2 separate regions of the Homo sapiens genome follow, and region 2 is linked to region 1. A link is a loop called in an ENCODE intact Hi-C map of the cell type or tissue named here. Cell type or tissue: OCI-LY7. All regions are shown on one strand. Links, peaks and the distances in the headings refer to the core of each region. The heading gives the core; the rest is flanking DNA.

Region 1 (16,488 bases), core at 8,489-16,488:
ATGATATTATGGTTATGTTTAACCAAAAATAATCCTAGGTTTTAGGGATACATACTGCAGTACTTCCTTTATGGATGGAAAGATGTCCAGTAATCCTTCTAAAATCATCTGGGGGTGGGGGTGATTAGGGTGGGGAGACAGGTAGAGCAATATTGTCCATGTGTTCATGACACTATTCTCTAACCATCACCCCTGGTCTGGTCTACATGCCCATGCCGTTGGCAGGGAAGGCCCGTGCAGCAGAGAGCCAGAAAGTGCGGATGGTGCAGAAATGAGGAAGTGAGGACCTTCCACATAGGTGTGCGGACCGGCCCCGCCTGTGTTCCTTTGCTGCTCACTATGTGGTTTAAATGGATACATTAAACTTTGTGATTTGAGGATCTTAATTTGGCTGGTGAGCTATTCTGTTTTGTGACCTCTGTGACAGCTTTCCTGGGGGTGAACTGCAAGGCTACCTTTGCATCAAAGTTCACTTCCCAGGAGCCTGTCACAGCCCCGCTTTCAGTAACCGCGTCCTCAGTCACAGTACCATGTGCGCTCCCTTCTAGCATGGGAAGAGAATGGTGAGGCCAGTTACTCTTTTGCCTTATTTCTTAAACAAACTCCTTTAATAGCATAGAAATATGTTTTTAATTTTCAAATAGCATGTCTAATATGTTACATGTATGACAATCAGTTGAGGGGGGACCCACAAAATGATGCCCTCACACAGTGTGGGAAGAGGTGCCATGGGTGGGATGGGGGAGGATGGAAATTAGTTTTGGGTAAGGGAGTCTGGATGAATAGGCACTAATAAGTAGTCAGTTAATTAAAGACTAATTTAATTTTACTAGGACTTTGGCTTCCCTACACAATGTTGATCTCAGATCAAGACTTGGGTGGCAAGACCCTCTTGACTGTCTAGTTAGAATCAACAGACTGGGGCAAAAGTCATTTTGGTTAAGAAAGGGGGAACAAAGGATTTCCAAAAAGACAAGATGCCTCTAATAATTGTTAACTGTTAATAACTGGTAAATATCTATTAATTCAGACCACTGTTAATTTCAATCTAATCTCTAAATTTGAGTACTCTCCACCAAGAAAATGTGAGGCTATTGTTCAAAAATGATGGCTTATTACAGTAATAAGGGCCATAGAGCTCATAGCCATAGAGCTCACATGAATTCAACTCAGGTGAGTTCAACTCAGGTGAATTCAACTATAAATAACTCAGGTGAATTCAACTATAAATGTTTAGCCAAAAACAGAACAAAAATATCTAAACTTTGTACCAAAATGCAAGTCAGCAACTTCATCCAGTGCAATGTAAAAGCTAGAGGAAAGCTTGGCTGTATTGGGTTTATTACAAAATGCTGTGCACAAAAACATATTTTCTTTGTAAGCAAATAAAATTTTAAAGATATTTGAGCCACACACTTCAACTTTAAAACCTGCCCCTTTTAGATAAGGTTCTGGTCTCTTCTCAACAGATCCAGGGGAGAAAAGAGCAGGCCCCAAGTTTCCAGCTGGCCAGACAGGCTGTGGGTTACATTTCATTCCCTGGCAACATGGGAAGAAGTGAAGCGGCCAGTGCCTTGGTTTCCTCATCTCTAAGCAAGCCATCAGACCACCGCATGAGAAGGTTGTGAAAGTCCTTGATGACTGGGATAATTTTCTTAACGCGCTTGGAACCCAGGCCTTCCAGCTTTCCCTCCTCCTACTCTGCCTTCCTTGAGGATCTGAGTTACATCCCGCTGGTTTATCTCCAGTGCTATTACCTGGTGATGACCAGTGAAGGCTCTAGATTCCCACAGGAAGAAATTCTGGCTCCCAGGTTTATGCTCCTTATTTCAATTTAATTTTATTATTATTATTTTTATTTTTGAGTCTCGCTCTGTTGCCCAGGCTGGAGTGCAGTGGCGTGATCTTGGCTCATTGCAACCTCCACCTCCCAGGTTCAAGTGATTCTCCTGCCTCAGCCTCCTGAGTAGCTGGGATTATAGGCATGCACCACCACGCCTAGCTAATTTTTGTATTTTTAGTAGAGATGGAGTTTCACCATGTTGGCCAGGCTGGTCTCGAACGCCTGACCTCGTGACCCACCTGCCTTGGCCTTCCAAAGTGCTAGGATTATAGGCGTGAGCCACCGACCGCACCCAGCCCTATGATCCTTATTTCTAAAGTAGGCCGACATGTGATTTTTGGACAACCCTAAAAGCTCTGTAGGCTCACATTAGACCTGTGACTGCAAATGCAGGTGTGAGCCCTCCACTGGTGAGCTCACCCAGTTCCATGACTCCATACCACTCCTGTCCTGCCAACTCCTGGATGTATCACCAGCTCGGACCTCAACCCTGAGTGCCAGGAGATCCCACGGCCTAATGGGCCCCTCCACATGGCCGTGTCTCTCAACCCTCCACATCCAACCTGTCCAGCAAACCCTGTGGGCTCCACCTTTGAAGTTTGCCTAGGGTTTGACCCCTTCTCCCTGCCCACCTCACTGGGCCAAGGAGATGACATGTCTTACTCTAATCGCTGCAGTGGCCCAGTTAGGTTTCCTACCTCCAATCTTGTCCCTGTCATTCTCAACACAGCAGCCAGAATAAATCCCCTCCTGCATCAAATCACATCAAAAATTGAATTGTAATCTTCAATATTACATATTCCTGTGGACTGAATTGTAAGGGCACTTGGGAAAATTAAAAAGTTAATGAGCTGTGGGGACGGAGCTAGGAGTCACTAAAAATTTAGTCATGTATTCTTCCATTCCATCGGCAATGACTAAATGCCTACTGTGACACCTGGTGGGTTATTGCTATCATAGGCATGTATTTTTTTAAAAAAGAAAACGTTGCCGCTTTTCCTCCTCCCCATGTGATCAGAAGACGAGAAAAGACTTAAGAAAAGAAAATAGCCTAAGTAGAATACAATCCTTTAATAATATTTTGAACTCCCAGAGAGATATACATACATTACTGTTTCCAAAAGAACACAGAAAATTTGTCAAACCTATTTATAATGAAAGAACAAATGGAGAAGGAAGCCAAAATATATATAAAGAATTTTCTTGCCTGGGTGCGGTGGTTCACCCCTATAATCCCAGCACTTTGAGAGGCTGAGGCAGGAGGATCACTTGAGCCCAGGGGTTCAAGACGAGCCTGGGCAACATAGCGAGAGTCTGTTTCTACAAAAAATAAAAAATTAGCCAGATATAGTGGTCCCAGCAACTTGGGAGGCTGAGGCAGGAGGATCGCTTGAGCCCTGTGGGCTGAGGCTGCAGTGAGCCATGACTGGGCTACAGCACTCCAGCCTCAGTAGCAAAGTGAGATGTGGTCTCGAAAAAAAAAAGAAGAAGAATTTTCTAGACTGGACATAGATTTTGAAGCTAAGGATGATGGAAATAGCTGAGCGCTCATCATTCAGTGCACCTGTTCTGCCTTTCTCAGGGAAGGTGTTCCCGGAAGCACACTTTGAGAGTGAAGAAGATACTGATGACCTCCATCCTCTGCAGGTCTGTTAATTGAAGTACCTTCTTATAAAGGACTCAAAAAATAAGCCTGTGGTTCTATGCCAGGCAGGCAGCGAACCAATGTATTTTAGGAGGGACCATTCCTTACTTCAGGATATAGCTGAAAACAACACCCAGAACTAATTTTTTAACCTTCGCAAACCTTTGTATGGAGCCAACACTCCTACGTTATAAATTGTGAAAGAAACTCGGGCTAAAGATACCACATGATTTTCACATTTTAAGGGCATGATTTACCTGATCTTTAGTCCTGCACTCTAGCCAAATAGCCAACTGATGTTTCACTATATGTATTTCCTGTTGTAATAATAAAGTTCTCACATTTTTAGGTTTCAAGGTTTCAATTAGGTTTGGTCATCTTAACACAATTTTGCTTTCCCACAAACATGAGAAATACATGCAAATATGTGCTGTGCATTCAAACCTCTCCAGGCAGCACTGCACAAACTTCCTATGGCATGCCCCTGTTTTCCTTTCATTGCCTCTCATCTTAATCCCTCTAACACTCAAGTGAAGCACTGTAGTGATAACCTTGATACAGGTTTCTTTTTAAATCCAGTTCCTGAAGTCAACCATGTTCGAATGTTATACGTGAGCTGATAATCATCCAAGGAGTTAATCCTTGTCTTCCTACTCTTGTTTTGGAATTACCATAGTCCATTAGCGTAACTTGGAATTCTAGTTCCACACTAACTGTAACCTTGGGCAAACTTCTTCACCTCTCTGATGTACATTTCCTTTTATTATGACCTTTTTTTTTAAGGAGGGGATAACAGTACTGACTTCACGGGGTTCTTTGGAAACTCAGAATGATGTGTTTAGGCCTAAGCATTATTTGGCATCTGTTTTTCTCTCTGGTTGCCATACCTGTGATTATAGTTCAGCATCTCTGCCGGGATTGGAAGTTATTTACGTGGTGGGATTTTCTTCCCCCAGCTCCTATTACTGTCTTTCAGATGACTAAACTGTTTTTTATTTATTTATTTATTTTTATTTTTTTATTTTTTATTTTTTATTTTATTATTATTATACTTTAAGTTTTAGGGTACATGTGCACAATGTGCAGGTTAGTTACATATGTATACATGTGCCATGCTGGTGTGCTGCACCCATTAACTCGTCATTTAGCATTAGGTATATCTCCTAATGCTATCCTCCCCACTCCCCCCACCCCACAACAGGCCCCAGTGTGTGTGATGTTCCCCTTCCGGTGTCCATGTGTTCTCAATGTTCAATTCCCACCTATGAGTGAGAACATGTGGTGTTTGGTTTTTTGTCCTTGCGATAGTTTACTGAGAATGATGATTTCCAATTTCATCCATGTCCCTGCAAAGGACATGAACTCATCCTTTTTTATGGCTGCATAGTATTCCATGGTGTACATGTGCCACATTTTCTTATTCCAGTCTATCATTGTTGGACATTTGGGTTGGTTCCAAGTCTTTGCTATTGTGAATAGTGCCACAATAAACATACGTGTGCATGTGTCTTTATAGCAGCATGATTTATAGTCCTTTGGGTATATACCCAGTAATGGGATGGCTGGGTCAAATGATATTTCTAGTTCTAGATACCTGAGGAATTGCCACACTGACTTCCACAATGGTTGAACTAGTTTACAGTCCCACCAACAGTGTAACAGTGTTCCTATTTCTCCACATCCTCTCTAGCACCTGTTGTTTCCTGACTTTTTAATGATTGCCATTCTAACTGGTGTGAGATGGTATCTCACTGTGGTTTTGATTTGCATTTCTCTGATGGCCAGTGATGGTGAACATTTTTTCATGTGTTTTTTGGCTGCATAAATGTCTTCTTTTGAGAAGTGTCTGTTCATGTCCTTTGCCCACTTTTTGATGGGGTTGCTAAACTTTTTTTTAGATCTCAAAAGTAGTTAAACTCAACTAGTTTCCCCACCACCTCCCTTTTCTAAACACTCACACTTGAGTGCAAGCACACCAGATTCCTTTCATATGTGGTTGTATGAATATGGTGGGTGAAAGAGAGAAAAAAACTTGTTTCTACTTTTCACATACTTTGCTTCTACTTCTCACATATTTAACTTAGTCTAGTGGAAATAACCTGCATTTAATGAGACAAATCAGAAATCAAAATGCCACTCCATTTTTTTTACTCTTTTCTCTGAGTTGCCTTGTATATACAAGAGGGAATACTATCTCCCATCAATGCCTAAATGATAATGTATGCACAATTCCTCGCACGTAATAGGCGCCAATGAATGTCAGCTCCTTTTAGGGTTCTGGGGCTGGGACAGCTTGTCACCTTGGAGCTGTGACTATCGGTCGTAGAATGTGCTAATTCTAATTTCCAAATGGGCTTTTCTCCTCTGAGGTGTCTTTTCAGCCGAAGTCCCTGTGGTGGGAACCACTGATTCTGAATCTGTTCTCACAGGTGTGCTAAGTCCTTCCCCTTTGTCTCATTTTTACTATCAGTCTGGTACTTGATCTGTAGGGAGTACAGCCCTTTACTCCCCGCCCCCATGGCAGCCTCAGCCCTAGCTTCCCTTTGGGCTTCTCTCTCTCACCCTGGTCCTCCCATTACCTCCAGGCTGCAGCCTCCTCCCCTCTCTCCCGCCATTAAGTCCTTCTGCAGATTTCAGCTCTGTTCTGCTCTTGTCTTCCGTTTTTTCCACTAGCCTTCAATAGTCCTTTCAAAGTATTCTTATAATTCAATCACTTTTTTTTGGTTCATTGTCTTTGCCTACAATATTGATGGGAATTTCTATAGGAACCCTCTAAAGTGCTCCATTTCCAGAATTATTGCAAGTCTCTTCTGGAGTTCTTCCTGCCTGTTCCCTTGAGGGTATTGCAATCCCATCCATTTCCGCCCCTGTTTGATCTCATCTCCTCCTAGTTTATGTTCCCTCACCACATACTCAGCACTTGGTCTCACCTAACATTTCCTGCCAGGCTTCACCCCTCCTGCCGTGACATCTCACTTGTTCTTATTAAATAGGCGATTGTGACTTTTGAGTCTCCACTGTCATTCAGATTAGACTGTTTTTCTCTCAGTTTATTGATCTCAAGTTTGCTCCATATTCGGACACTTTATAAACCTCGTAGGCTCTCTTTCCTCATGTGCCCAGGGGCTCTGTAGGTCCTGCAGCGCCACTCTGCCTTCCTGAGTACCCTTGTTCTTCAACAGGAAGCGCTACCTCCCTGGACTCTCTGGTGCCAAGCCCCACCCCTCTCCTCTCCCCAGCGGCCTCTGGGGAGCTCCTGCTGGTTTCTCCCACCCCTGCTTCCTCAGGCAAGTGTCAGGCCCTGGTGCAGAGCTCAGAGCCTGCCTGCCCTGCGGATCCCTTCAAAACAGTGATCACAGCATGTTCTGATTAGGGACATCATGTCAACCTTTCCTGCTAAATGGTGATTATGGAAGTTGGAGCTGGTCCAGCCAGAGTATGTGTGTGTGTACGTCTACCCGCATTTATTTCCAACATTCTTTTCTGCCAGATATTTTATTCAGGGCCAAAATAGGATTTTTCAAAATTAGTTGTAGAGGAGGGAGAAAGAACATTTCCAGTAGTATGACATAAACAGGTATATAAATATGAATTAAACGATTGCGTGGGGGTCCCCAGTCATGATTACTGGAGTCATTTTCAGCCTGCAAGCATGTTCCTGCCCCCGCATCTTCAAGCCTCCCTTGGAATAGCTCACTTGTAGTAATTCTTAAGGTCTCATTTAATACACAATTTTCACAGGAAACCCTTCCTTTACTCTCTCCAAAACACCTGACTATTTGAATCAATGAGCGGGTTACTAGAGAAGGGCCCTTGGAGTTTCAGAAGCATCCTGCATTTTAGTAAATGTGAAGGATTGATGTTTTGTTCATGATGAAAGTGCTCAGCAGCATATGTCCAGTGGATCTGAGGACAGTGCTACTGCTGTTTCTTAGATAGACATGCTACTGCATTTCCGTGTTGCCAACGCAGCCACTCAGCAAAGGCCTGCTGAGTCCCTGCCACCAGTCAAGGGCTGGTTTCACCCTGAATAAGGCAGGCCCCACACCTCTGTCTTCCCAAGGTGGCTATGAAAGGGGCATCCATCCAGGGCCCCTGAGAGTGCAGCCCTGCAGAAGGCATGCTGGGCAGTCACCCCTATGTAAGAGGGGGAGGAAGGAAAAGAAAAGGCCGTGGAGACTCCCAGAAAAGGCTGAAAGGGAAGCAGGGAGAGCGATTATTCAGAAGACACAGAGGAAAAGCAGCCTTGGGAAAAAATAAACCATAAGCACCAGAAGATGCAGAGAACTGTGGCCTCTAAGAAGCAGAAACAGGACATTAAGGAGCAAAAAGGCTGCTCTAGAAGGCCATGGAATAAGACGACAAGGGACGTGGAGGAAATAAGGATTACCAGAAAACTGAGCTACAACAGAGAAATAAAATCTGCATTGGAGGCAGTAAAAACCAAAAGTGACATGGAGGGAAATTGACAGAGTGGTGTGGAAAAAACATTTCACAAGCCATTTAATATATGCAGAAAGATCTAAGAGCTGAAACAACACAGGGGGAGGAGGCGGGAGACTAGGCAAGGATCCTCAGATTTGGAAGTACAGATAACCCCTGAAGTGGAAACAGTACTCACCATCATACCAATCAGAACTAAAGAGACTTGTTGAGTTGGAAAGGGCTTTCCCTGCATGCCAAGCAAAATCAGCAGATTCCCACTGAAACTATCGCCAAGAAACTTATCATCCACAAGGCATTGAAAAAATTAAGTATCTGGGCAGAAAAACTCAAGCTACCCTTCTCTACCGAGGAAGAGATCAAAATCCAGCAGCCCGATTTCTCCTCTGGAAACTTGAATTCCAAAGAGATAGGAGCTGAAGCACTAGAGTTTTAAGGAGAAAGGTTTGGGATTGTCACATTCCCAAACATTCAACTGGGCAGGTTGGTTTGTTGTTAATCTGTGAACTCCTGTCACTAAAACAACCACACACTGTCATGTGTGACGAAGCCCACTGACTCCAAAAAAATAGCTTGGATGGGATCAGGTTTTGAGACGCAGCCTGAGGCTGACGGTAGTCCCTGCGTCCACCCCACATGGCCACAGCTTCCCTGCAGATCAGGGAGCACATCACGAAGCCTTCTCCCTAGAGCAGCAGGGAGGGGCCGGCTGTGCACAGGGTGGGATCCTTGTCCTGAGAGGAAGACTTTAAAAAACCAAGTCTCTGTTCTTTCCCACAAAACCACAACCACCTCAAACAACCCAATGGGCTTTAAAAATTTTTCAATGGTAAAGAGTCTAAAGAATTACGTTACACACCTTTTAAAGCAATAACAAAAGCCATTGGGTTTCTTTTAATGGGAGAGACAAATAAACCAATTGGTGGCAGAATTATTGGCCATGAAACATGGCTGTCATCTCTAATGTAGAACTTGTGACTGTTTGCGATCAGTCCGCTTAGTCAGTGTGGGAGAAGGAGCTCATGAGAAGAACAAAATGAAAAAAAGACGAGGAACACCCCAAAATATGAACATTGCTTAGTGCTTGAGGTTAGCATTTATATACATAGAGAGAGATAAACATACAGCCAGCCCTCCATAGCCACAGGTTCCATATCCGTGGTTGGTTGAATTGATAGAAAACATTCCAAACTCCCTCTCCCCAATAATGAAAGAATAAAAATTATACAAATAAAAAGCAATACAGTATAACTACTATTTGCATAGTGTTACATTGTATTAGGTATTATAAGTAATCCAGAAGTGATTTATAGTTCATGGAGGAAGTCCATAGGTTATATGCAAATACCATGCCAAGGGACTAGGGCATCCCTGGATTCTGCCATCTTTGTAGGTCCTGGAACCAATCCCCCACAGATACTGTGGGTGACTGTTTTACATATATATGAAGACAGATACATATATAATATTTCTACAAGGAGTACATATATAATCAGAAAAGAAATTCATTTGTTTTTCTTGCAGAAAGAGAGGGACTAGAGTGTGGGGTAAGAGTCACGCGAGGCTGTCCTCCACCCCTCCTTGAGCCTGTTACAGCTTCATTGTTGCCTGCTTCTAAAGATAAATGGCTTTGCTTTTTCAGAAGGGATTGGGCCCAGGAAAACTGCCTCTCTGGGAGTCGAGTGGGGTGTGTGTGTGTGTTTTCTTATAAAATGTTTCAAGCATGTTTTCGGTGGGACAGTTGCATCCTGAGGCCCAGCCATAAGGCTTTGTCTTGTTTTTCTCTGAATGGCTGGGCTTGCCAAGGAGAGATAGACCCTGGGAGCGAAACAGCTGGCGGTGCCTCAGCCCCTCTTTCCTCCCAAGGAAGCGCATTGTTATTAACTGGGAATTCTTTATAGCCGGGCTGGAGGAAGTTTTGGCTGTAAACTGTCATGCACTGCAGCCTTCGCTGAAAAGGCGGAGGGAGTGGGCCTGGTCCTGGGAACCGAGGAACAAAGATCAGAAAATCAGCCACAGAAAGGGGAGGAAAAATAAACGTTAGAAAGTGAAGACAGGTGACACTACACAAGTGCTGGCCAAAGTCGGTGACTTCCAACCTCTACCTCCTCCGACTTGGGTGGTTCAATTCCTGGGTCGTACTCTTCAATGCTTCAGACATTCTCTCTGGAGAGTAGAAATTTTATTACGCGTGTTAGAAACGGAATATTCTTTCCTGCTGAAGTTGTATTCTTATTTGGCCGTGCCCCTCCTGTTCGGAACAGTTTTAGAGCGATCTGTTAAACCCTCCAGTCTTCTTTGGCGCTTCCCGACTGTGGGAAAAGCGGCCGCGACGCCGTCCGAGCGCAGGGGAGGGATCCAGCCTTCGGGACTCCTTTGCCCTGAAGCCGCAGGAGAGGTTTCGCTCCCGTGCCTAGGGTTCCGAGGCCCTCAATTGCCTGGGACCCACCCTCGTTCCTCCTTCACCTCCCCTCCACTTTTCCCTTTTATCTTATCCTCGGGAGGCCTTGGGCCAAAGCGATGACCTCTTAGACATTTTAATACCCGGAGTAAGGAGAGTAACACGCACCACGCTCTCCCCCAAAGCCCAGGACCCGATGAGCCAGTGAAGGCGTGTCAGGAGGGTCCGGCGTCAGGAGCAAATGAGGTCCTTTTGGTGCCTCTTTCTAGAAGGAAACTTCCCCACCTCGGGTCAGCCCCCTGGGAATATCCATGCATCCCAGACATCAAAAGACACTGAGAAATGCGGACAGGGACTAGACGCTCCGGCTTCCTGACTCGTCGGTGTAAGTTGGAGAAGGGAGAGAAGGAGCCCTGTCCCCCACGGGCGGCAGGCACCCTTCCCCGGGACTGGCTCCTGGCAGCCCTCCGCATACCGCGAGGCGGGTCGATCCCTCGAGTCCCGGGCGGGGATCCCTCCTTCGGCTTCCCCAGCAATTCCCGACCCCGGAGCGAGCCCGGCTGGGCGAGGGGCGAGGGGCAGGGGGCAGGGGGCAGGGGAGACTTAGCGCGGGGCGCAGATACCATGTCCGCGGGAAAGCCCCCTTGCTAGGGCGCAAGACTCCTCTGAACTCGCTGCCCCACCCGATGCGCAGGCTTTCTCTAGAGGGGTTGGGGCTGGGGTGCCCGCTCAGGAGACCGGGAAACAGAGGCTGCTACCCGAGGCAGGCCCTCGTCCAGCGAATGGGCGAGGTGTGCAGAAGCGCAAAGCCAGGCCTTGGAAGGGGGAGCTTCTGCCTCCTTCCCCCTTCCTGGGCTCCCGTTTTAGGAGGAATGTTACTGTTTAAAGAGACCCCACTGAACTATTTCCTGCTCATTGTCACCTCTCCTTCGCTCTCCTCGCGTAAGTTCTCACCGAAAGGTAATAAAACAACCGCTGCCGACACCGCTTGGCGCTGGGCCGGGCGGGGAAAGCGCCCCGAGTCCCACTAGTCCGGACCACCCCGCCAGCCCCGACCTTCTCCCACCTTCCGTGAAAGCAATGACACAGCAGAAACCACGCACACGCCTGGCACACTCGATGCGCGCGCTGACCTCGGCAACAAGTCCTGTTTTTATAAGAGAGCGAGGAGGACACTTCTCAGAAGGGGTTGTTTTGCTTTTGCTTATTTCCGTCCATTTCCCTCTCTGCGCGCGGACCTTCCTTTTCCAGATGGTGAGAGCCGCGGGGACACCCGACGCCGGGGCAGGCTGATCCACGATCCTGGGTGTGCGTAACGCCGCCTGGGGCTCCGTGGGCGAGGGACGTGTGGGGACAGGTGCACCGGAAACTGCCAGACTGGAGAGTTGAGGCATCGGAGGCGCGAGAACAGCACTACTACTGCGGCGAGACGAGCGCGGCGCATCCCAAAGCCCGGCCAAATGCGCTCGTCCCTGGGAGGGGAGGGAGGCGCGCCTGGAGCGGGGACAGGTGAGGCCGCGCGAACGTTCCAGCCTGGCGCGGCTGCGGGATCCGGGCGCGCTGGGAAAGCGAGGAGGACCCCGCGCGGGAATCAGGGAGCATCGCAGGCTGCCGGGCAGCCCCTCGCGGAAGTGCGGGCTGGGGCGGGCTGGGGCGGGCTGGGGCAGGCCGGGGCGTCCAGCTTACCTTCCTCCGGGGCTTGCCCCGCCGCTTTGATGGAGGTGCAAACATTTGGAGAAGGGCGGGGGTGTAGGGGCTGGGCCGGGGCTCGCAGGGCTGGGGCCCCGGATTTACATGAAACAGGCGTGCGGGAGCCCATTGTTGGCCCCCGGCCTCCCAGACCCGCCCGGCTGGGTCTGATATGGCCGCTCTCGGCCAATGGGAGGCTGCCCGGCACTTCAAAGCGTGCGCGGCCCAATCCGCCGAGCACCCCAGCGCTGCCGCCGCGGCTCTATTTATGGGGAGGGCACTGAATTTCGGTCCCCAGAGACCTACACTAGTAGAGCCTTGGGGAGTTCAAGTGGAATAACTTCTCCCCACCCCTCTGCCCCCGTCCCCTCCCCCCAAGTCTTGGTCCGCGCCCTCCTCCCGGGTCTGTGCCGGGACCCGGGACCCGGGAGCCGTCGCAGGTCTCGGTCCAAGGGGCCCCTTTTCTCGGAAGGGCGGCGGCCAAGAGCAGGGAAGGTGGATCTCAGGTAGCGAGTCTGGGCTTCGGGGACGGCGGGGAGGGGAGCCGGACGGGAGGATGAGCTCCCCTGGCACCGAGAGCGCGGGAAAGAGCCTGCAGTACCGAGTGGACCACCTGCTGAGCGCCGTGGAGAATGAGCTGCAGGCGGGCAGCGAGAAGGGCGACCCCACAGAGCGCGAACTGCGCGTGGGCCTGGAGGAGAGCGAGCTGTGGCTGCGCTTCAAGGAGCTCACCAATGAGATGATCGTGACCAAGAACGGCAGGTGGGTGCGCGTCCGGAGCCCGCGCGCGCCGCGCTCTCCAGCGCCTGGGCAGCCTGGGGGACCTGGCAAGTTCCCGGAGGTCGAACCCTTTTTCTCCTGGAGGAGGGCTTTGTGTTTGTTCCCGCTCTGGTTAACTCCCTCGAGTGCATTTCTACAAGCCCCTCTTCTGGGGCTTTCTCCGCGGAAGCTTGGGGAGGAGGAACGCGCACTTCGGTGTCCCGACCTCGGAGGCATCCCGGGACCCGCGAGGCGCGCCCTGGTCCCCGCCTGTCCCCGCGGGATGTGGCCTCCTGCACTGAAACCCTTCGCCAGGTCCTCTCCTCCCCTCCCTCCCGAGGCCGTGGAGATGGTGAGGAGGCCACCTGGACCTGGCAGGGCTCGGGGAAGGGGGAGCTTGGGAGTCACCCTCGGACGTTCCCCAGGGGGCTCCTCTGTGCCCCGAAATAACTGAGGCCTCTGTGCCCAGCTTCTGCCTCCGGCCTACCTGGTCAGTGTCGGGGTCCTCCTGCGCCCGCCCCGTGTTTTCCAGGAGGATGTTTCCGGTGCTGAAGGTGAACGTGTCTGGCCTGGACCCCAACGCCATGTACTCCTTCCTGCTGGACTTCGTGGCGGCGGACAACCACCGCTGGAAGTACGTGAACGGGGAATGGGTGCCGGGGGGCAAGCCGGAGCCGCAGGCGCCCAGCTGCGTCTACATCCACCCCGACTCGCCCAACTTCGGGGCCCACTGGATGAAGGCTCCCGTCTCCTTCAGCAAAGTCAAGCTCACCAACAAGCTCAACGGAGGGGGCCAGGTAGGTGTGAGGAGCCCGCCAGGTCTGGGACCAGCGAGGAGGGGGCCGCGCTGCGCCTTCTGCACGGGGGTTGTGGGAAGGGACGCTGCTTGAACGGGAGGCGACGTCTGCCCTGGAGAAACTGCCACAGCCTTCTCTAATAAGGCCTTTAGCGCTGTTTATACTAAGCTGATAACATCCACGCCTGGCGAACGGGGAGCGGGAGCACTCCCCTTTGAAGGACTGGAGCTTTTGGGGAACTTCCGTTGTCTAGCCCTAAACTCTCCTGGGGGTGGAAAAGATATCAGCCTTGATGGCAAAGTCGCATTTAAATTTAAACATGCGCCACAGTACTTACTGCGTGGAGTCGGAACAAACTTGTAAAGTCGTGCTTTTCTAAAGAACATTCTTTAGTCGGGGATTGTTCCTGGAAGACCCCAGGTTAGGCAAGTTGCAAACAAGCTCAGTCTTTTAAAAATGACCATAGCCTTCCTGAAAGCCTTAGTACTTTATTCCACCAGGTGAAAGGATTTTGTGATGAGCATTCATTGCTTTTAATGGTGTGTAGCATCTCACATCCCTTTTCCAAACAAGCTGTGGGAATAGCACATATAAACCGCGGAGAAGCCTCCCCTGGTGGAACCCCACTTCCCTCAACAGCAGAGACACTTTCTTGGGATCCAGAGGACTTTCTGCATCCTGGAGAAATGGATGTTTTGCTGTTTTAACGCAGGCCTTTCAGTGCCACCAATCCTGTATCTGTCTCCCTCAGATCATGCTGAACTCCTTGCATAAGTATGAGCCTCGAATCCACATAGTGAGAGTTGGGGGTCCACAGCGCATGATCACCAGCCACTGCTTCCCTGAGACCCAGTTCATAGCGGTGACTGCTTATCAGAACGAGGAGGTGAGAAGGACAGAGGCGGATCGCTTTCCCGGTGTGCTGCGGTGTGGTGTGCTGCTCCGTGGAGATTCTGGAGGAGCGGGGAGACGCGCTAACCCGCACTGAGAGGAAGGCTTCCTGCCCTTTCAAATAATATTCCGGAACTTGAAATGGAAGCACAGGAGAGAACTGTTTAAATTAAGTCCCCATTCAAACATTTTCCCCTTGAATTCTCCATACAAGTGTTTAAAACTAGAAACAACTTCTCAATGCTCAAAATGAAAAGATCCAAAAAGCATTCAGGTTAAATGGTGTGAGAATTTCTTGAGAACAAGACTTGAGTGAGAGAGGGGCATGTCCTTCCTTGGAAATCTTCCCCAAAGGGTGGGGGGGCAACCCCTCAAATCTCTGCAGTGTGAAGACTCAACTAGATACAAGCTACTGCATAGGTGCCTGTAAATCTATGCCTAAGCCCAACCCCAAAGTACTGCAAATTCGACATTAGTTGGATACCTTGTTGGTGTTGACGTTGACCGAAAACTAGAACTTCCAGGTCTCTATTTCCTAAGCAGCCCCAGACTGTGTTTTCAGCCATTTCTGATTTATACACATGGAACATTGTTAGTAGTAGGTTAAATTTATTGTGAATCCCACTCAGAACATTGACATTGAAAATTTTTCATAAGCATGCTACTCTGTACAATTACTCAGCTATTTTCAGTTCCAAATAGAAAACTGTATGTGGAAAGAAGTCTGATTATATTTGAATATTTAAAAGTGGTACTGGCATTTCTCAATTTCTTGGTGCCAAATTAAATCCCCTGGCTAATAGGGAATATACTAGTAAATGCAATTTCTTGTTTTTCAGATCACAGCTCTTAAAATTAAGTACAATCCATTTGCAAAAGCTTTCCTTGATGCAAAGGAAAGGTGAGAGAATTCTAACTATAAATACCCTTGGGCAAAGAAGTATGCAGAAAGATGAAATATTGCTGCACATACTCTTTTCTGAATTTCCTTATTTTTGAAAATTCGATATACTTTTTTTTTTTCATTTTGATAGAAGTGATCACAAAGAGATGATGGAGGAACCCGGAGACAGCCAGCAACCTGGGTACTCCCAATGTACGGTTTGTTGCACTCTGTCATGTCATTCTGCGTCATCGGGACTAGACTTGCTGAGAGCTGGGAAGTGGAGATGGAGAAGACAAGGGTGTTTCTGGGTGTGCCTGGGATGTAAGATTGCCTTTTTGCCATGCGAGGCTCTTGGCCCTGTGATGTTGAAGCTGTGTTGCCCATCTAACCTCTGCTCTAATCGGGGCTGTGGATACTCTCCTGGGTGCTTTTGTTTTGCCGTGAGGCAGCTGCCACCATGCCTGGGGTGGATCATTGAGACCTAGCTGGGTGTTTGGACTCTCCTGTATTAGGTAGGCAACAGGAGAATCTAGCTCATTACCTCCTCTTTGAGGCTTTCATTAATGGTTGAAGAGCCATCTTTCCAATGATGCTTAGGAACCAAATTTTTCCTTAGCCCTTTGGTTCTAGGAATGTCTCACCAGCTCCTGTGGCTCTGAGGATGAGAGAGTTGGATTTAAGTCTAGCTCCCTCTAGGACTTTCAGGAGTCAGAGTGCAGGATAGAGGATTATACGGCAGCATTTGTTGGGAGAAACGCTCTCTCTCATCCTGGTCCGTCCTCTCCACCCGGGGAAGGGACTTGGAGATATTAAACAATGAACGCGGTAGCACTGGCTGGTCAAGAGGCTGGATGAATCAACAGGGCACACTCCTCCTTACACAGGCATTTTCTATTCTGTAGATTTTTCATCATTTCCTAGGCTGATTGAACAACCAGAAAGGCAGTCACTTGAGTAGAGTGAGCCACTGCTCTGGCCAGGGCCGGCTGGGCAGCCAGGGCACGTCTGCACCCTTCCTTCCAGTGCTGCCTGGAGAATTGTTAGTAGTTTGGAAATTGAAGCCACAGTAGTTGTCCCGCTAGGGGTTGCTTTTTCTCAATCAAAACAACAAAGCTTGAAGAGTGTAGAAGAGGA
Region 2 (8,825 bases), core at 1-8,000, 62 kb before region 1:
CTGGGATTACAGGTGTGAGTCACTGCGCCTGGTCAGCTGTTACTATTATTAATGACACTGTGGGACCTCTCTGTGGGAACTGCAGATTTATTACTGCATTTCTCAGAGAGGTTAGTGACTGCTCAGACACATTCTCGCTCATTGTGAATGGTCAAAATATTGATTCGATTCAATCAAGACATGAATAGAGAAGTAGGAAAAAATATACTTTTTAAAGCTTATTTACTGCTTACAGGATATTCACAATTATGCCTCAAAGCACTTTACTTTCTTAGCTTTATTGGAAAATATTTAAACTGTGACATGCAATATTTTCAAGTAATTCTGAGTCAGCCAAATGTTGAGTTTTTATCCTGGTTCTCTCAATTATTTGTTGCAAACCTCAGGTAAGTCTATTTCTCCACGTTTCAGTTTTCTCATCCTTAAAATGGGAGCAATAATTCCCACCCCACAGGGTTACTGAAGAGTTCAGCGAATCAAATTAAGTTATATAAAGCTCCTCTCACAAACTTACCACTCATTAAATAGGGTCGCTTCCTTTCTTATATCTTCAAATTATTTCATTTAAAAAAATGATAGCGATGTTAAGTTTGGAATTTCTGGTAGGAATATGAAGTAAAGAAGTGAAAATAATAGAGAACATGACACTGTGTCTCTTCTTATAATTTTGTCGTTCTTCAGAATAAACGCAGTATTCAGATGACACAGCCACTTTCTGTGAGCATTTCACAATTTGAAAAACAGCTTTACATCCCCTGGATCCCGGCACAGTTTTATTCTTTCCTATGGGAGAGGGATGCGAGCTTGGTTGGTGAGCCACAGAGGGATGCCGTCAAGTCAGATCTCATGCAGGGCTTCAGCATCTCAGCGTCTCCTTCCTGGAGTGGCTCGAAGCCCAGCCTCCACGGACAGAAAGCTCTTGCTGAGAGGGAGTTCAGCTGCTTGGCCCGTCAAGGTAGAAGGCACCATTCTCACTTAAGCCTTTTTATTTTAAGTGAAAGAAAGTTACATTCACGCGCCTCAATATTTCTTTTTCCCAAATGGGTTGGAACACTGAAGGAAACCTGTAAACCTCCTTTGTCCTCAAATCCTCCACTCATCTTCTGTGAACCATATCTATTTTGAAGCATGTCTGCCCCGGAACTTTGCAACTGGGCAGAATCCACTGGGCTATAGGAATTTGTCTTCCTAAGTTCTATGCCGAGGGATTGGAAGACATATACTTTGGAAAATGTATAGTTGTAGCTGACAAAATTGCCTGCAATTATGCAGATTTAGAAACAACATGGGTTGTTGTTGCTGTTGTATAACTTTGGTTGGGGGTTTTACGTGCAGTTGCCTAACTGTAGCAGGAAAAATGCACTTAGTCAGATCCTACTGGTCGTGGAGGTAAGTTGTAATATACATCTCCTGCCTGTCTCTGTTGGATCCAGCCAGCTGGGAGATGAGGCTGCGGCCCTGTGTAGTACAAATGGCATTAATGACCTCAAATGGGCACAAGCCAAATGGAGTCATTGGTTTTAGGAACTAACTGTATCCTCTACTTAGATCAAGGATCAAACTTTTATTTTGCCTAGTTCCAAGAAAACATGCTTTTGTTATGTTTACATTGAGCAAACATATAATCAATCCATAAAATGAGGAAAATACAAAATAAATTTTCTGGTGTGATTTTCTTTTTTCAGATTCTCTTATATGCATTAAATAAATCCAGGTTGATTTGTTTTGCCTGAATTTCTCATGATGTATACATTTCCATTCATTCTAAATATGCTTAAAAGTAATGTAGGATGTATGAAGTAAAAATTCTGAAAATTCCAATTTCAGCATATGAGTAGTTTACTGTATCCAAATAAATGATCAAAAGACGAGCATGTAGATTGATCTGTGGACATCAAAGTGGCTGCATTGTTTATTCCTTGTAGAAATTGACATAATATGAAATTTTGCTTAACCATATATTTTATTAGAGTGCACAGGCTTAATTTTATGGTCTAGGATTACAATTTTGCTGATTAAAGCCCTGTCTTCAATTACACCAGAAAACTAGTCTTGTCTCCAAATGAAACAATCGTAATGACTTGACTGCAATTAGAAACCACGATCCTTAAGAATGTGGATGACCCAATATATGTTATTTTAACCGTGTAAAAATATTTGGGTAGGAAGAGGTTAGCATTGGAAAGTGGTCACAGAGAGGTTTCAGAAATCAATAGAGTTTGAATACTGTTGAAATGTGTAATATACCGATTTCTTCATTAAGAAATACACTCCATAATAAATACTAAGCCAGGAATTCTGAAATAAGTTTAAAATTAATTTAAATTAAATAGAGAAGCCCAAAATATCTGACACTCTGCAAACTTGGAGAATAAGAAGAGAAGAATGTGCTGAAGTGTGGCTTTGTTCTAGATGTTCTTATAATCTAGGCAAACATTTCCTGGAAAGGGCTAGAGAGCCATCATTACAGACTTTGAAGGCCACATTCAGTTTCTGTTGTTGATCCTCTTCTTTCTTTCCTTTTTTAACAACTTAAAAAATATAAAAAGTCACAGATTTGGCCACTAGAATGTAGTTTTCAGACCTCTAATCTTTGTGGATATTAGCTTTGTGATTCTCTTTACTGGACTTAAATTATGGGAAAATAAATTGAAACAACTCATGTGTCTTTTAAACTACATTGTGTTTAAAATGTCTTCTGTTTAAACTACACTCTATTTTATGTTTAATCCTTATGTGTCACAATCCTAGCCAATGCCTGACATATGGTAGATTCTCAGAAAATGTTTACCAAATGATAACATTTTAAAGTTTCATCCTTTTTTTTTTTTTTTTTTTTTGAGATGGAGTTTCACTCTGTCACCCAGGCTGGAGTGCAGTGGCACAATCTCGGCTCACTGCAACCTCCACCCTCCGGGTTCAAATGATTCTCCTTCCTCAGCCTCCTGAGTAGCTGGTACTACAGGCGCCTGCCACCGCACCCAGCTAATTTTTTTTGTATTTTTAGTAGAGATGGGGTTTCACCATCTTGGCCAGGCTGATCTTGAACTCCTGACCTCGTGATCCGCCCGCCTCGGCCTCCCAAAGTGCTGGGATTACAGGCGTGAGCCACGACGTCCGGCCTTAAAGTTTCTTCTAATTCTACAGTATTGAAAGGGTTATTTCAATTCCGAATGGTGGTGGTGGTGTGTGTGTGTGTGTGTGTGTGTGTGTGTGTGTGTGTGTTTTCTTTTTTCTTTTTTTTTTTTTTTGAGACGGAGTCTCGCTCTGTCGCCCAGGCCAACTGCAGTGGTGCTATCTCGGCTCACTGCAAGCTCCGCCTCCCGGGTTCACCCCATTCTCCTGCCTCAGCCTCCCGAGTAGCTGGGACTACAGGCGCCCGCCACCACGCCCGGCTAATTTTTTTTTGTATTTTCAGTAGAGACGAGGTTTCACCGTGTTAGCCAGGATGGTCTCGATCTCCTGACCTAGTGATCCGCCCTCGTCGGCCTCCCGAAGTGCTGGGATTATAGGCGTGAGCCACCGCGCCCGGCCGTGTTTTCTATCAATCTTAATAGAAATGTTCTCAGGGGTCACTAAACCCCAACCCCCATCAGTTTTCCGCAGATTTTAAAGTATGGAACCCGATAGAAACAATTATCGAAATTATGACCTCGATAAGCAGTGTTATGTATCATGCAAACATTATAGTAAAGAGCGAAAATAATTGAAGGGTATAAAATAAATTATTGGCTGCTGATTTTTAAAATGTATTTAAGTCCATTTTGTGTTTATTTGTTGGGCATCTCCATTATAAAGTAATACCCTTGAGGGAAAAAACAAAACAAAACAGGACTTTTAATAATTCCTTCATGTTTTTTTCCTTCACTGCCCTCACTCCTACCTCCCCTCCTGCCCCAATGCCGTGAAGCACCCACTACTTGGCACACAGTGGGGCTTCATTAATGTTGCAGGCCTGATTCTCTTGCTCTTCAGACCTGGATGGTCCTTTCCCTCTTCCCTCTTTCTGTCTTTTGCAAAAGGCCACTTCCGCTTGCTTTTCCATTTCTTTAAAGAAGTGTGCGTATTTCTCAATGAGTGTAATTAAAAAAAGACATTTTTAAGATTGCTTTAAGTAAATTGATTTTCTGTTTTTTCCCTTCTAAAATACTGGCACAAAACAAGAAGCCATAATGAGCTGTGATTTGCAACTTTTCATTGCAATCGACTAAGAGGCATTCTATAACTACTGATTTGTTCTATCGCGTGAAGAAAAGAAAAAGGGCAAATGTATCGCATTCTTACTATTAAATGCCAATAGATATCTGACATCTTTGAAAACAAGTCTGATTTTGTATTTCTTTCTCCCAGTTTGAGGAGGAAAAGAACCCGGACTTGTAGATTGTAGAGGTGTTTTGTTCTAGTACTTGCTGCTGTTTAAGGCTTATAAAACAAACAACAAAACACCAAAAACGTGGATTACCAAGTGTCTGGGTTACTTTGGCTTCTCCGCGGTCCTCCTTTGGGGGCCCAAGTCTTGGTGGACTTGTGCTGCAGAGGCCTCAGCTCCCTCAGCAACTGGGTGGGCAGCTACCCCAACGCCCTGGCTGTGGAAAGGGAGGACCCCACAGGGAAGCCCCCACAAGCCTCCCTCCCCCCACCCACACAGCATGGGATGTCAGGGAGACCCTGAAGGGCGTCCTGCCCGCCCCGCCCACACCTGCTCCGGTTCCCGCTGCAGTTTTATGGGCCGTGAGGAGGCAGGTTTGACGCCCAGAACAGCCTCTGCCAACAGCTGCAGACCCGTCAGCTCCCAGACAGTAAAATGTAAAGAGGGGGAGGGAGGGATCACCTTTGAAGTCTGCAAAAAGCATGACTTTGACCACTTCCTTTTTCCTTTTTAAATTGGTGTCCCAGGTATGTTGACAGCAGCTATGGGCCAGCTTTACAAGGAAAGACGCACCTCCTCGGAACACTCAGGTCTGCCGGATTCTCAGCATTTTAATACCAACTCTCCAAGGCTTTCCTGGTTTCAGCGTAACTTTGTGAAGAGAAATGGGTTATTTTAACTGAGGGTGCTACACTTAAGGCCAATACAGATGTGTATCTGTAAATAACACACATACGCAGAGTGCTCTCCATTCAAGTTGAAGGTGAAACTGTACAAAGCCACCACCTCGTGTCCTTCCTGCATCTTCCCCACACATTTTCTCCTTAAATTTTCTTGCTTTTCTCTTAAAGAAATGATAAGGACGTGAAGGGAAGCTGTGGTGTTAACATTTTCCTCTCAATTTCACATCCGAATTTTAATCTCCAATGAATGCTTTTTCTTTCCACTTGGCTTTCAGGGTTTTTCTCTTTTAGTTTAAAAGAAGACTCCAAGATTTTTAGTTATTCTGCCACTTTCACATAGTTTAGCACGAAATGTCCTGGAGGATTGTGTGTGCACCTGATACTGTTCATTCTCCAGGAGATCTTGCTGGATTATGCGGTTTGAGTCTCCAGTTTGAACTATGCACGTGATCAAAGCATGAAAGATTTCCTTCAAACTACACAGCACAAACTACACTGTCCTTATACTTGACAGCTTTGTGATTTCCAAACTTATTTTAACAATGGTCTTGATTTTCTGTTTAATGAAATATAGACAATATAGATCAAATTTAAAATCTCTAATGTCCATTCTAAAATGGGAACTCAGAGCATTCTGAAAGGCCATTTCCAGGCCAGCATAAAGTTGAGAAAGAATCTTATAATCGTCTCTTCAAACGTATTAAAAGAAGCATAAATACTTTATATCTTTCCTTGTAGGGTACAAATTAACCCCAGTAACCAACCCACAGATCCTCATGATATCATTATTGGAGTGTTTGATGGTCTCTGACTACTTAGTAGTAAAATTAACCAATCATCTAACTGCCTGGGACCCGGTTTTCCCACTTGGAAAACAAGGCAATTAGTCTAGATCCCTTCTGCCCAAGGCTGTGGCCACTAGTCACATGTGACTGTAAGTTTAAATTCAATACAGTTAGGTAAAATTAAATTTAATTCCTCAGTCGTACTAGCCACATTTCAAGTGCTCCATAGCCACGTGCAGCTAGTGGCCACTGCATTGGAGAGAGTGGGTAAAGAAAGTCTGGATTGCTGCAGGAATTCCTACTGAATGGCACCGGCAGGTAAAATATGGATTATCCTTCCTGACTGTAAAACAGAACACGGAGGGAACTCCAGGCTACTGGACTCTAGTCCCAAGTCATTCTTACGATACTCCTAACAATAGTTATTCATAGCAATAGCTATGAAAGACAGGGACATTCATTACTTAAATATGTAAGGAGCACTTGTGGTGTGAAAGCAGTTGTATGATAGGCTGGGAACAGTACAAGACATCGTGCCCGTGGGCTAGGTGCTTACAGCCTGACTGAGGAGGAGACTAGCAAACTCAGAACACAGGACCAGATAAGGAAAGAGCCATGCAGGGGATGCTGGGGATCCTAGCATGGGGTGGGGTGCAGGGATGGCCTCCCAATGGAATGCCGATTCTTGTGCCAGGTAAAACCTTATGGAAATTATTCTGTAAGAGCATAATGAGATGAAAATTTAGAACTAGAATTGCCGATACACCTGCCAATATACCCTTGTAACTGCAGAGTTGAAGAGTAAGGTATCTTCTAAAGGTTTTAAGGATGCAAGAAAACCCACAAAACTCTAATCAGCAGACCCAAACTCAATGGAAAAACCTTGGCTCTTCGTGAAAAACTTGTTGGATGAATGCATGATCATAGATTTAGCTTTAAACATGTTTACATGAAAGGCTTCCAGAATCAATCAATTTCTAATATTAACTGCCTACTAGCCAAGCCAGATGGCTCTATAAATTGTGCTGTTATAATTTGGACCATGAATCTATAGGTTCCCTCTACTTAATCAACCAAAATCGAAGAGTACTATTTAAGATGTGAAGTCCACATCTAGAAGAGCAACCAGGATGGATTTGCCCTATCAGATACTGTGGTACTGCCACGGAGATCATGTGAACCAAACAGAAAGCACAAAACAAGACCCAAATGGACTTGGGAATGTAGAGTGTGATCCAGAGGAGCTGGGAAAGAGCAGACCCCAAGTGGACTGCCTGCAGTAGATTCTATTACATGATTACTTCCACTACCCCACAACCCGGGCTGAGCAGAGATTGCTTCTCAAGCTTTTTCAGTTCTCTCATCTCCACTCAATTTGTTGGTGGTCTGTTAGGTGACTTACCTTTATCACTTTTTCCTAAAACAGCGTGGTGTTTTGGTTTATTTTTAAGGAATAACCCCCTTCCACAGTCATATTTTACCGGATTATATAAATATTGTATTACAATCTGAAATTACGATTACAAATATACTTGGCTTTAGCTGGGATCATCAGGGACGACCCCCAGTGAGTGTCAATTTGGAGGATGCTGAGCCACAGAGCCACATGCAAGGCACAGGTCCTGCAGCTTAGCCTGCCTGGGCACTTATCTGTCTATTTCAAGGGGAGTCCTGGGAGTCCTGAGGGCCAGTGTGGCTTAGGTGAGAAACACAGCCTGCAGAGCGAGAGGAGCCCCTGGGGGCTGGGAGGTGGTCAGGGAGCATAGTCCCCCTTACTGTTTCGGCATGTGCTCTGCAAGGCTCAGAGGACAAGGTTGGGGAGGATTAGACATGGTGCTATAAAGGGAATATCATGCAAGCTGTCACCTGGGAATGATCCCTTCCTTCACCCTCTCCTCACTCCCTGATCCACTCCTGCACTTGTTGCTAATCTCCCCAACAGCCAATAGCTTTGGGTGCTTGGGCATCTGTCCCTCCCCATCCTCACTAGGTGGGGGGCAGCCCTCATCCTTCACCATGCGGACCTCTCCTGGCCTCACTGCCTCCCTTCTTTGTCTTCTTATATTAGTTTTTTGTTAGGGTAATAATTTCTTCTTCTTCTTCTTCTTCTTCTTATACTTTAAGTTCTAGGGTACATATGCACAAAGGGCAGGTTTGTTACATATGTATACATGTGCCATGTTGGTGTGCTGCACCCATTAACTCTTCATTTACATCAGGTATATCTCCTAATGCTATCCCTCCCGCCTCCCCCACCCCATGACAGGCCCATGTGTGTGATGTTCCCCATCCTGTGTCCACGTGTTCTCATTGTTCAATTCCTACCTATGAGTGAGAAGATGCGGTGTTTGGTTTTCTGTCCTTGGGATAGTTTGCTCAGAATGATGGTTTCCAGCTTCATCCATGTCCCTACAAAGGACATGAACTCATCCTTTTTTGTGGCTGCATAGTATTCCATGTGAATATGTGCCACATTTTCTTAATCCAGTCTATCACTGATGGACATTTGGGTTGGTTCCAAGTCTTTGCTATTGTGAATAGTGCCACAGTAAACATATGTGTGCATGTGTCTTTACAGCAGCATGATTTATAATCCTTTGGGTATACACCCAGTAATGGGATGGCTGGGTCAAATGGTATTTCTAGTTCTAGATCCTTGAGGAATCATCACACTGTCTTCCACAATGGTTGAACTAGTTTACAGTCCTACCAACTGTGTAAAAGTGTTCCTATTTCTCCACATCCTCTCCAGCACCTGTCGTTTCCTGACTTTTTAATGATTGCCATTCTAACTGGTGTGAGACGGTATCTCACTGTGGTTTTGATTTGCATTTCTCCGATGACCAGTGATGATGAGCATTTTTTCATGTGTCTGTTGGCTGCATACATGTCTTCTTTTGAGAAGTGTCTGTTCATATACTTTGCCCACTTTTTGATGGGGTTGTTTGATTTTTTCTTGTAAATTTGTTTAAGTTCTTTGTAGATTCT

What was found. Peaks named below come from ENCODE experiments on the same cell type or tissue, not always from the same donor. Only the 100,000 strongest peaks of a DNase experiment are listed, where the experiment ranks them.
Region 2: it touches region 1 in a loop (4-fold over the local background); 2 of 110 quality-filtered maps call a loop at or near these places.

What each region holds. Positions count from the first base shown.
Region 1 is chr6:166,163,681-166,180,168 of GRCh38, reverse strand. TBXT (T-box transcription factor T) reads left to right here and starts at 12,318. Exons shown (of 8, transcript NM_001366285.2): 1 at 12,318-12,783; 2 at 13,313-13,577; 3 at 14,329-14,463; 4 at 15,308-15,369; 5 at 15,503-15,564. The coding sequence starts at 12,578. It overlaps LNCDAT (lncRNA divergent activator of TBXT), which reads right to left and starts at 12,072. Exons shown (of 2, transcript NR_166068.1): 1 at 12,019-12,072; 2 at 8,997-10,097. RefSeq lists a silencer at 5,916-6,025 and an enhancer at 11,582-12,176. In OCI-LY7, for the core only: CTCF peaks have their summits at 11,650 and 11,849; DNase peaks (open chromatin) are centred at 11,698 and 12,188; H3K4me3 peaks cover 1,838 bases.
Region 2 is chr6:166,225,299-166,234,123 of GRCh38, reverse strand. No RefSeq gene overlaps it. Among named protein-coding and RNA genes, the nearest start is that of LNCDAT, 62 kb to the right of the region's middle. In OCI-LY7, for the core only: no CTCF peak of the experiment used is centred there; a DNase peak (open chromatin) is centred at 4,803; H3K4me3 peaks cover 1,420 bases; H3K27ac peaks cover 1,591 bases.